3 separate regions of the Homo sapiens genome follow, and all the other regions are linked to region 2. A link is a contact called in ENCODE Hi-C or POLR2A ChIA-PET data. All regions are on one chromosome and are shown on one strand. Each heading gives the region's core, a stretch centred on a gene start or an enhancer-like site at or near the end of the contact. The rest is flanking DNA. Distances are from core to core; before and after follow the strand shown. Region 1 holds the start of PDIA6 (protein disulfide isomerase family A member 6). Region 2 overlaps FLJ33534 (Putative uncharacterized protein FLJ33534). Region 3 has its middle 32 kb from the start of PDIA6.

Region 1 (3,808 bases), core at 514-3,013, 290 kb before region 2:
CATCTGCTAGGAGGAGTCTACAGTCCCAGAGCAGTCATCTAGAAACCATGAGGTTTCCCAGAAAGGCTGCCATTTATTAAAATGAGTTAATTAATAGACTCACGGACTCTTTCAGGGTCTAGTCTGAATTCACTCACAGGAAACTAAACAGACTAAACTCTTTTCCCCTCATCTACTCTCTCCACAGTAATATGGCAAATATTTACATCTCTTTAAAACATGTACTAGCTGGGCCAGGTGACTGACACTTGTAATCCCAGGATTTTGGGAGGTTGAGGAAGGAGGATCACTCGAGGCCAGGAGTTTGAGACCAACCTGAGCAATACAATGAGACCCTGACTCTACAAAAAATTTAAAAATTAGCCAGGTGTGGTGGCATGTGCCTGGATCCCTTGAGACCAGGAGTTCCAGGCTGCAGTGAACTATGATGGAAACCCTGCACTCCAGCCTAGGAGACAGAGCAAGACCGTGTCTCAAAAAACAGAAAGACATGTACTAACTCATTAATCCTCAGGACAACCCTAAGGGAGTACTATTATCAGTCCCTAAAATGGTGAACACCGTTGAAAAGGCACTGGCACAGAGTGGTTAAGTAACTTGCTCCAAGTCACAGAGCCAGTAAATAGGGGGAAGGTGGTCTGAGGCCAGAGCCGAGGTTAAGGACTGTCAGAGCCAAGGCTGTGACCAAGGCGAGCCCGGCAAGGACAGGACCCTCGGCCTCGCCCACTAAGAAGCAGACATTTACAGAATTCCTAAGACGCCGCGTTCCATTTCGTTTTTAAGGAGTCCGATCACATGCGAAGCGCCCCTGCGTCTTAAGCCCAGCTTTTGGAAGGCACTGTCCCTTTCTAAGGGAACTATGGGTCCTTATTTCAGGACTGAGATTTAACATTTCAGTTTTTCGTTTCTGAGACAGAGTTTCACTCTTGTTGCCCAGGCTGGAGTGGCGCGATCTCGGCTCACTGCAACCTCCGCCTCCTGGGGGTTCAGGAGATTCTCCTGCCTCAGCCTTCTGAGTAGCTGGGATCACTGGCGCGCGACACCACGCCCGACTAATTTTGTATTTTTAGTAGAGACGGGGTTTCGCCATGTTGGTCAGGCTGGTCTCGAACTCCTGACCTCAGATGATCCACCCGCTTCGGCCTTCCAAAGTGCTGGGATTACAGGTGTGAGCCACCGCGCCCGGCTTAACATTTCAGTTTTTAAAAGTAGGAGCTGCATAAAGCAGGTGGCAGAAACAAGCAGCAGTGCAGGACGCCCGCCAACCTCCGTCCCCACGCACGAGTTCGAGAAGAGCCCGGAACAAGCTCCCCTGCGACTCTCCGGGAATACAGACCCCCTCCCCGGGATCCGGCCGGGGCTGGGCTCCGCGGCTCTCCCGCCCGGCCCTGGACCCCGCGCCCGGCTCCAGCGCACGAGGCTCCCGCCCCCCGCGGCTGCGGAAGCCCCTCCCCACGGGCGCCCGAGTCTCCCGCGCACCCGCACCTCCGCCGGGGCAACCTAGCAGCTCCTCCGGACGCCGAGGCCCGCGCCTCCCGCCCGCCAGGCCCACTTCCGGCCGCCTGCGGCCGCGGCCCGCCGGGGAACGGCCTAGAGATTCGAAACCTTTCAGGCCGACCCCAGCTCGCCCGCCTCCCTCCGCTGGCCCGCACCTACCGAGCACCAGGAGAGCCATGCCGAGCGCCGGGCTACGTGCAGTCCCCACCGCCGCCGCCGCTTCAGCCCTGCAGCGTGCCGCACGCCGCGCCCCCGCGCCCACGTCCCGCCCCAGGCCAGTCCGGTGGTCCGAGGGGCGGCCGCGCGGGGGCGGGCCGGAAGGCGCTCGCCAAGCCGTGGCTGCGGCTCATTGGTCCGGGCGGACATCGCTCACTCACATATCCAATGGGAGGCGGCCGGGTAGAGGTTACCGGTTTGGTTTTTTTTCACGGGGGCGGTGGCGAGCAGCGGAAGGCGGGGCCTGCTGGGGGCGGGGCTGGCAGTCTCGGCTCGCACCGCCTCAGCTCCTCCGGGCCCTCTCGGGGTGCTGCTCGGAGGGGAGTCCAGTACTGGGCGTTTTTACCTTAGTTCCTTATTCTGCACCCCCCCACCCCGCCTCCTCCTTGCCTGTGTGCGCCCCCACCCTCTTTATCCCGGGGGAGCGTGACTCGGCCTCAGGGCACCCACGGTCCTGGGAGCTGACAGGGAATTCCTCTTGTGCCCGACGAATATTCCGTGGACACACATTTGCTCCGCACGCGCTGTCTGCAATGTAATTCGACAAGTTTCTATTTTGTTGAATTACTTTTGAAAGTTCTTCCGTCCAGGGCGCATGGCTCTGCAGAGCCTTCTCCTCCTTCTCTGGAGAACCCCAGGGACTTAAGCGGTAGCCTCCTCGCTGACAGGGTCTCCACTTTGTCCTGGGGGGCGAGGGGGCTGGCAATGCGCTCACGTGGGTGTGTGCTTTGTAAAATATGCAAAAGTGAAAAAAAATATGTTTGTGGGGCAGGCTGGCGAGCAGTGGCATGATACAGTTCACTGCAGCCTTGAACTCCTGGGCTGCAGTGAGCCTCCTGCCTCGGCCTCCCAAAGTGCTGGGATCACAGGCATGGGCCACCACGCCCGGCAAAAGTAAAAATTTTTTTGCTTTTTTTTGAGATGGAGTTTTGCCCTTGTTGCCCAGGCTGGAGTGCAAAGGCGGGGTCTTGGCTCACTGCAACCTCTGCCTCCCGGGTTCAAGCGATTCTCTTGCCTCAGCTTCCCGAGAAGCTGGGATGACAGGTGCATGTCACCACGCCCGGCTAATTTTTGTATTTTTAGCAGAGACAGGGTTTCTCTTGCCTCAGCTTCCCGAGAAGCTGGGATGACAGGTGCATGTCACCACGCCCGGCTAATTTTTGTATTTTTAGCAGAGACAGGGTTTCTCCATATTGGCCAGGCTGGTCTCGAACTCCCGACCTCAGGTGATCCGCCTGCTTCGGCCTCCCAAAATGCTAGGATTACAGTTGTGAGCCACCACGCCCGACCTAAAAGTAAAATCTTTCAAGCACAAGTTAAGACCACTGTATCTTTCCGCCTTGATTCTCCCTCCTATGTTTGGAGTGGACTCGGACATTTTGTTTTTGTATTAGTAATTTCTCCATATTGTAGTGTGTAAGGCATAAGTATTCTTAGGCAGGGGTCCAGGAGTGGTGGGGGCCGGCTGGTGGGCTTCCTGGAGGAAGTGGCACTAGAGCTGCGTTTGGAAGATTTTTCAGGCAAACTGAACTCAGAGGCACAGCAGCCCTCTGAAGTCACGGGGGCCTCTCCTGGAAGCCACATGCCAGCATTGATTTTCCCCAGGGAGGCTGCTTGTCCCGGGACAGAAATCCTCAGCTTGGTACCCCGGGCAGCTCCTCCTGAATGTGAAGGTGCGTGGGAAGCCCAACCGGTGATCGCAGGGCTGTTTGGGATTCACAGCAAAGGGCAGTGGACTGCGAGCCTGTTCCTCCAGGCCTGTCTGCTTTCCCTGAAGGGCGCCTGAGGGGCAATGAATGCTGTTTGTTTTTCTGACCCCTTTCCTGCATTTGACACATTTCCCCCCTTAAATTTGCTGCTGTTGCTGACTGGATTACAGCGAAGTCCTTCCTTTTCCTCTCAGCCTGGAAAGTCATGCTTTTCCTCCCTGGATGGAGGAATTTAATTCTCTTACCAGAAGAGGGCCCCTTCATTTGTCTTTACATTAAGACAGTTAACTTTGTCCCCATGGGCCACAGACATCACAGCTTCCACAACGCACTCACGATCGAGTTTGTTTTCTCAGGGTTGTGAGTTGATCGCAGCCTCTCCAGGC
Region 2 (3,956 bases), core at 1,331-3,830:
CAAACCAGTTGGTGGTGACAAGAACGGTGGTCCTGGGTGGTTAACAAAATGCCTAGATATTACCCTACCGGAGATGCGCCTCGAAAGCTGTTGAGCCACGGCAAAAAAACTTTCAGTCAGCACGTGAGAAAACTGTGAGCCAGCATTACCCCCGAAGCCATTCTAATCATCTTCACTGGATGCCACAGAGGCAAGAGGGTGGTTTTCTTGAAGCAGCTGGCTAGCGGCTTGGTATTTAGGACTGGACCTCTGGTCCTCAATCGAGTTCCTCTATGAAGAACACACCAGACATTTGTCATTGCCACCTCAACCAAAACTGACATCAGCAATGTAAAAATCCCAAAACATCTCACTGATGCTTGCTTCAAGAAGCAGCAGCTGCGGAAGCCCAGACACCAGGAAGGTGAGATCTTCGACACAGAAAAAGAGAAATACGAGATCACAGGGCAGCGCAAGATTGATCAGAAAGCTGTGGACTCACAGATTTTACCAAAAATCAAAGTTATTCCTTAGCTCCAGGGCTACCTGAGATCTGTGTTTGTTCTGAGGAATGGAATTTATCCTCACAAATTGGTGTTCTAAATTTCTTAAGAACCTAATTAAATAACTGATAACATTTAAAAAATAATAAAGCTGTGGGGACAGAGGCCTGGGCCGTGTCTGTGAACAGCATGCCGGAGTGGACATGGGCCAGGAGGAGGCACAGTGAGCCGTGGGGACACCCCGTGCTGTTCACAGGGCTGGGCACCCAGAGCACGGAGCAGAGCGGCTTTCTTCTTCCCCAGGCTGCTGAGCCTATGCTGAGTGTGTGTGGAGGGCGCAGAGGGCCGTTTGTTGGGGCTGGGAGCTAGCCCACTCTGCCGTCTCAGAGCAGATACAGCCATCAATTACCCCAGCATGTGCAAGAAGGATGCCATTGTCCACACGCTGGGGCTGGGTTTGGAGCGCACTTGGAGACGGAGATCTGGGTGCAAGTGGATTATGGGGGTGCCCTGGAGACCAGCCCCCGCCAGGGGTGAGGGCAGTGGGAATGAGCAGTAAAGGCCTCAGCCAGGCTCACAGGCAGCTCTGAGTCTGCGCGGCTGCACAGCAGCCTGAATCAGGCAGGTGGCCCTGACGTTACCTGGCATAGCAATCAGCCACTAAAGCAGGTGGCACGGGAGGAGCATGAGCTTACGCCAGGCAGCCCCCTCCAGGTGAGTCCTGGGAGGCGATGCCTGTGCCTCTGTCTTGGAGGGGGAGTTTGGGGCGCCCCCCCACCACAGCATTCACACGCACCATGCTGGGCTTCCCGGCCAGGCCCCAGGCTTGCCCGCAGAGGTGAGCCCGGCTGGGGTGGGGCCTTACACCTGGTGCCTGTGTCAGCCTCCCCTGGATGGGATTTGGAGTTTCAGTGGATACCAACACCCATGGAGGGCCCACGATGACCTGCTTTCCAATTAAGTGAACACCTCAAAGTCCCTTCCGGCGTAAACAATCTCTGATTCCTTGATTTAATCCTCCACAGTTAAAGGAACCTCTGCACTAATGGGCTTGAGTGACGTCTTTTTGCACAGTAATACGTGGTCGTATAACCCCCACAACGTGTCTCTAAATCCATGTAACAGTCACTGCTCTCAATAGTGATCACAGTTGTGCAGAATTGAGATCTGAATGCTGGTTGTGGTTGTGCAGAGCTGACATCTGAATGCTGGTTGTGGTTGTGCAGAGCTGACATCTGAACGCTGGTTTTGGTTGTGCAGACCTGAGATCTGAATGCTGGTTTCGGCTGTGCAGAGATGAGATCTGAATGCTGGTTTCGGCTGTGCAGAGATGATATCTGAATGCTGGTTTCGGCTGTGCAGACCTGAGACCTGAATGCTGGTTTCGGCTGTGCAGAGATGAGATCTGAATGCTAGTTTCAGCTGTGCAGAGATGAGATCTGAATGCTGGTTTCGGCTGTGCAGACCTGAGATCTGAATGCTGGTTTCGGCTGTGCAGAGCTGAGATCTGAATGCTGATTTCAGCTGTGCAGACCTGAGATCTGAATGCTGGTTTCTACAGTGGATTTGTCACATTCACACGTAGCGGGGCTTGGGACTTGAATGTATCTTTTTGGAGGGACACAATTCAACCCATAACACGCCCCTCCTGGGCACCTGCACCTGGTGGCGGCCCACACTGTGGATAAAGGCCTGGCCCCAGGCTCCACTCGGGACAACCCTGAAGGGGTGTGCCAGCTCCAGAGCTTCCCCAGGGACCAGCGGTTAGGGCATCACTGCCCGACGACTCCCTCTACCCCACTGGCTTTCCTTCTCTCCCTTCACAGACCCTAAACCCAAGAGCACTGCCCCGCCACCAATAAACACTCTTCTGTCTCTGAGTGAGCTTCCCCGGGGACCCAACCTGCATCAGGGACTCACCTATGTGGGGACATGGCCCATGCTGACGCGTGGCCTGGGGGACATGCCCCATGCTGAAGCATGGGTTGGGGGACACGGGGCCCATGCTGACGCGTGGGTTGGGGGACATGGCCCATGCCGACGCATGGCCTGGGGGACATGCCCCATGCTGAAGCGTGGGTTGGGGGACACAGGCCCATGCTGACACGTGGGTTGGGGGACACAGGCCCATGCCGACGTGTGGCCTGGGGGACACAGGCCCATGCTGATGTGTGGCTGTGAAACTAACACATCACCCAAGGCCTCCAGGTGAGGGTCCCCTCATAGCCACGCTGTGACAGGACGAGGTTGTTCCAGAACGTTTCAGAGGCTACCCCTAGGCAGCCATCTCCAGACTCCATTGATGAGCAGCCTTGGGAACCTCCCCCCACCCCACTGTGCCCCACCCGCGTCTGATGATCCTCCCGGTCTGTAAACCTTGGCCCGGCCGACTTTAAGCAATTGTCAGTTATGTACTCACTTCTGCCTCCAAGACGTCAGTCAGCCTCTACTGTACACGGCTCACACTGGGCGCCAAGGACGTGTAGCTCACGGTCATGGCCCTGACCTCGAGTGGCTCAGACTCGGTGGGAATGAAGACAAACACACAGCTTTCCATGACACAGAGTGACGGGTGTGGGAGAGGCAGCCGCCGGCTGCCGTGGGAATCCAGAGAAATGAGACTCAATCCAGACCCGGTCCACGCAGGTGCCTCAGAGACAGTGAGGGGGATGGTGGTCCTGGGAGGGGCACACTGTGGCTGCTCCTGCACAGCCAGGGAGCTACAGGGGTTTCCACGTGGCCAGGCGCAGCAGGGAGGCAGGCACCTGATTGTGAAATGAACAACTATTGAGCTCCATAGGTTACTAAACTAGTTGGAGGCAGCTATCCCCAGTACTACTCGGGCCACAATACAATGCCTGATACTTTTGGTGGCTGTGGATCTGTACCGTGTTTAGCACACGGCCTGGGAGTTAGGACCCTCCCTCTCCCCTTTTCTGGTCTGGAGGTTTCACCTGAACCCTATTCATTCCACATGGGGGGCTGATTTTTTTGATCAGATCAGTCCTGGGTCTTCACCAGCTCATCTGACTGGTCTGCCAAAGTTACTTCAACTTTAATTTATGAATTCTGTGACCATATTCCTCACATCACAGGATTTCCAATCTTCAGATAAGAGAGGGAGGGTAAAAACCTTTGGGTCAATTTAGTTAGGTTTACACTTTGAGAACTAGAAAATTTCTAACCAGGGAAAGTGAAAGAACGTGAGAGCCTCGGCACAGGTCAAATGCAAAAACACCTAAGAAATCAAGACAACTGAAAAGAGAGGCTGGGCGTGGTGGCTCACACCTGTAATCCCAGCACTTTGGGAGGCCGAGGAGGGCAGATCACTTGAGGTCAGGAGTTTGAGACCAGCCTGGCCAACATGGTGAAACCCTGTCTCTACTAAAAATACAAAAATTAGCCAGGTGTGGTGGGCCCCTGTAATTTCAGCTACTCGAGAGGCTGAGGCATGAGAATTGCTTGAACCTGGGA
Region 3 (4,146 bases), core at 89-2,588, 260 kb before region 2:
CAGATTCTGTATTCATCAGTTCCTGTGTTTATCAATATCTACTGAACCTACTGAATGCTGGGTATTGTAGTAAGGTCTTTCATGAGTTATTTTATTTATTTATTTATTTTTCAAGACAGAGTCTCACTTACTCTGTTGCCCAGGCTGGAGTGCAGTGGTGTGATCTTGGCTCACTGCAACCTCCACCTTCTGGGTTCAAGTGATTCTCCTGCCTCAACCTCCTGAGTAGCTGGGATTACAGTTGCCCGCCACCACGTCTGGCTAATTGTTGTATTTTTAATAGAGACGGGGTTTCATTATGTTGGCCAGGCTGGTCTCATACTCCTGACCTCAGGTGATCTGCCCGCCTCAGCCTCCCAAAGTGCTGCAATTACAGGTGTGAGCCACCATGCCCAGCTTTTCATGAGTTATTTAATCTTCATGACAACTCTGTGAAGTCACCATTCTTGTCCCCCTTTTACAAATAAAGAAACTGAGGCTCTGGGAGGTTAAATAAGCACACGGCACTAGCATGGGGAGACTTGGTTCTAGCAATTTCTGGCAGTTGGCTTTTGATGGCCATTTCCTATAGGACAGGCCCTTCTCTTACCGTCCCCATGCCCTTAGAGGTTTGGCCTGTTTGTTAGGGTGTCTGTGTGCATAGGTATCCTCCTGGCCTCATTCCCAAAAGGGCTTGAGATAGTGTGTCCAAATACAAATGGGAGGAAGACCGCATACATGGACAGATCAGGGCTAAGAAAAATACAGGTAAAGTGAAAGACAAGGTCTGCAGGAACGTTCGTATGTGCATATTCAGTACAGTCAGGGCAGAGATTCCTCATCAGTTACAGTCAGGGCAGAGATTCCTCAGAGCGAAAATAGAGAAACTGATTAGTTAATGTGTTTTCTACTTTACTAGTACACGTCACTAGTACACGTCAGGTAAAATAAACCAACTAGTCCTGTATGTACACGCGTTCGTAGATCTCAAACAAAACAAAAACAAAACAAAACAGGAGGTTGAGTGGAAAGGCAGCTGAAAGGAAAGCTCAGAGAGGTGAAGTAACAGCTCGAGGTTGCAGCCATCCCTGCATTCCTTCAGGCTGCAGAGCTCCAGTAGCAGACCCAGGATTCAAATCCAAGTGTTTCTGGCTCTGGAGCTGGGCTCAAATTTAGGGCATTACTTTTTTCTTCCATTTCAAACAGGACACATATCCGACCCTCAAGAATAGGAGATAAAGCAGGCGCATAAATAGCTCCTTGTGTTCTGTCTTTCTAAGGACACAGGAGGGTGAGGCAGGCTGTGGGCAGGGCTTCAGAGCCGCGCAGGCAGGGGCATGGGTGGGCGTGGCTGCGTCTTATAGGCTGAGCCACTGGCTGTGCCCCTGAGCTGAGCTGGGTGAGTACTCTAGGCATTCCTGGCAGAGGATACAGCAGGAGCAAAGGCCTGGAGGCTAAAAATAGCTTGCGGGCAGGGGAGCTACCAGCAGTTCAGTGCTTCTGGAGTTTAAAGAGCCCGGCGAGGGTCATGTCAGATGACGCCGGTCCACGAGAAGGAGGGTGGATTATATCCTTAGAGACGCCATAGAGTGAGGATATAATGGCTCTGTAACAAGCATAAACTGTGATGGTCTGGGATGCCCTCGTCATAGACAGCCCCTGGAGAGTCGTAAGTAGAGTGTGACATAACCAGATTTGTGCTTTAGAAAGGTTGCTGGTTGCAGAGCTGGTGGGATGCGTTTTTATTTGAAAAGGTGAAACATACTCAACATAAATAATTTGGACAGTAGGAGGAGAATGGGAAGAGTATACAGTGGCAAGCAAGGTCCTTCCTCATCCTTATCCCCAAATACCCCTTCTCAGAAGCAGCGATCACTGTCACCATTTTCAGTGGTTTTTTTTTTTTTTTTTTTTAGATAGAGTCTCACTCTGTCGCCCAGGCTGGAGTGCATTGGCACGATCTCAGCTCACTGCAACGTCCGCCTCCCGGGTTCAAGTGGGTCTCCTGCCTCAGCCTCCCGGGTAGCTGGGATTACAGGCGTGTGCCCGCATGCCGGGCTAATTTTTGTATTTTTAGTAGAGACAGAGTTTTGGCACGTTGGCCAGGCTGGTCTTGAACTCCTGACCTCAGGCGATCCACCTGCCTCAGCCTCTCAAAATGCTGGGCTTACAGGCGTGAGCCATCGCACCTGACCAACCCGCTGTTTTATTCTAGAGATAGTCTGAATGTGCGTGTGTGTATGTATATATACCTCTTCCCTTTTATGCAGGTGCCATGTATTAGATACACTATTCTATACCTAGCTTTTTATTTATAGGCCTTGTAAGTCATTCTATATTGATACATAGAGCTGCCACAATGTTTTCATTGCCTGTCAAATGTTCCATGAATCTAGCAGACCGTATCAACTTCTTCCCCACAGATGGACATTGAGGTTGTTTATAATTTCTTGCATTACATTCAATGCTGCAATTCATATCCTCATGGCTAGGGATGAGTACGTGGAGTGAGTTCCCTGAAGTGGAGTTGCTGGGTCAAAGTGTATATACATTTGTAATTTTGATAAATATTGTCAAATCGTCCTCCTTAGGAGGGGAGTTCATTCTATGCACCCATTCCTGTGCATGAGGATATTTGCAGCAGAAATGCTTTGAGTCCTGGATGATGGGGCCAGGTGGATTATTGGATTGGAGGTAGGGAGAGTAAACAGTGATTACTACAAGAGTCTGGGGGAGAGATGGTGAGGGTCTTGCCTAAGGCATTCCTGGTGGTGAGTAGCCAGGAGGCGAGGATTTGGAGAACTGTATCAGGAAGGAAGGTTGCTTTGAGGTATGGGATGGGGCTGGCGGGGGGCTAGGTAGAATAGTGTGAGTGGGGAGTGGCAGGGGCAGTTGGAGGAGAGCTGGGTGGAGACACCAGCAGTTGGAGGCATGGCCTGAAGCTGGGGAGAAGCTCTAGGCTGGGGGAGCTTGGGAGGAGGTAGGAGGTGTGGCCTTGAGCTCCAAGGGGCCACCTGGTAGAGCAGCGCCGAGGGAGAGGGCTGACTGGGACTGAGCCAGGGCAAGCCAGGTGCCCGGGATGCAAACTGGGAGCAGGCCCTGCCCTGCACACCCTGGGAGCCAGGGCCTCCTGACATTTTGTTGCCTGGTTGCCTCTCTTGCCTCACCCTTGTCCCAGCCCTGGGGGAGGCAGCCTTGGGACCAGCCATGGATTAAAGGGGCTGGCTGAGGGCAGAGGCTTGAAGGGAAGGAACAAAGAGGTAAAAGAATGTGTTGAGGGGAAAGTGTCCTGGAGGGCCAGGGCATGCACTCCCAAGTTCATGGGAGAGAGGCAGGGAAGGACTAGAAAGTGTCCTCCATTAGATGTACTGATTAGGCGCCACTGACACCCTTAGTGAAGCCGTTCTAATAATGCAACAGAGGCTTGGATAGTCTCTGACTCTATGAAACAATAATAGAAAGTCAGGGTGTTTACTCATTGGTCGTATCCTAGCAACAGCGTGTTCTCAGCAAGGGTAAGTGTTCTAGAACGCGAGACCAAATTATACGAGAACATAATGTTCTAGAATGTCTGCATGCATTTGCCAGCCGATTTCTTCTCAGAGGTACTCAGGAGATGCTTGAAAATTACCCCCCTTTCCTCTGAATTTGAAGGTAGTTGATAACAAGCATTTATTATGTTAACAGAACTTAAATGCTTGGCCAGGGTCACCTCCCAGAATTCAAAGTTAGCATGAGGGGGAAGAGGATTAAGAGCAGCGTCCCCGCAGGGAAAATGAGCTGTGAGTTGTACCTTGCCACTCTTAAATCAAACATCGCTGACTGTTCTTCAGAATCACTGTGGGATTATTTGTTCTCCAGAGAATATGTGAACAATGCATTCCTTTCCCCGCTCTTTGGATCCTGCCCGTCAGTGGTGGCTGACTGGAGCAGCTTTTATGGATGCACAGAAAATTGGAGGAGGTCTTATTAGGCTTCTTCCTCCAATGCTGCCATTCCCATTCAGGACCCTTCTGGGAATCCTGCACACTCATGGGGAGCCCTTGGCACTCCGTGCATGGCATTTGTTCTGTTCTACCATCCCCCCAATAGCTGGGCGTGATCTGGTCTCTGAGTGAGGTTGGGCGGTTCCCTCAGTGGTGCTCTCTTGAACCCCAGAGCCCTTTG

Evidence for each region. Hi-C counts contacts between places; a loop is a spot of excess contacts on that map. ChIA-PET counts read pairs that join two places held with the same protein, here RNA polymerase II (POLR2A). Pooled maps may share reads with other maps.
Region 1: a pooled map shows a loop between it and region 2 (5-fold over the local background). The contact joins the promoter of PDIA6 here to the enhancer-like site in region 2. A Hi-C loop is called at or near these places in 2 of 37 single-sample maps with no recorded cell type and 2 of 50 pooled maps. POLR2A ChIA-PET finds 5 or more read pairs at or near these places in 2 of 52 experiments (CD4-positive, alpha-beta memory T cell and WTC11).
Region 3: a loop to region 2 is called in a pooled map, with 2.3 times the contacts of the local background. The contact joins two enhancer-like sites. A Hi-C loop is called at or near these places in 6 of 50 pooled maps. POLR2A ChIA-PET finds 5 or more read pairs at or near these places in 2 of 52 experiments (activated naive CD4-positive, alpha-beta T cell and naive thymus-derived CD4-positive, alpha-beta T cell).

The regions. Positions count from the first base shown.
Region 1 is chr2:10,811,022-10,814,829 of GRCh38, forward strand. It overlaps PDIA6 (protein disulfide isomerase family A member 6), which reads right to left and starts at 1,764. Exons shown (of 13, transcript NM_005742.4): 1 at 1,657-1,764. The coding sequence starts at 1,675. RefSeq lists an enhancer at 767-826 and a silencer at 1,317-2,066.
Region 2 is chr2:11,102,416-11,106,371 of GRCh38, forward strand. It overlaps FLJ33534 (Putative uncharacterized protein FLJ33534), which reads right to left. Exons shown (of 9, transcript NR_040080.1): 8 at 2,902-3,247. It also overlaps the pseudogene RPL6P4. Among named protein-coding and RNA genes, the nearest start is that of FLJ33534, 28 kb to the right of the region's middle. RefSeq lists enhancers at 1,294-1,373, 1,384-1,553, 1,574-1,723, 2,532-3,031. Within about 2 kb of position 2,581, at least 3 of the 41 ENCODE cell types and tissues checked have a DNase peak (open chromatin) inside an H3K27ac peak, as active enhancers do.
Region 3 is chr2:10,842,858-10,847,003 of GRCh38, forward strand. No RefSeq gene overlaps it. Among named protein-coding and RNA genes, the nearest start is that of PDIA6, 32 kb to the left of the region's middle. Within about 2 kb of position 1,339, at least 5 of the 41 ENCODE cell types and tissues checked have a DNase peak (open chromatin) inside an H3K27ac peak, as active enhancers do.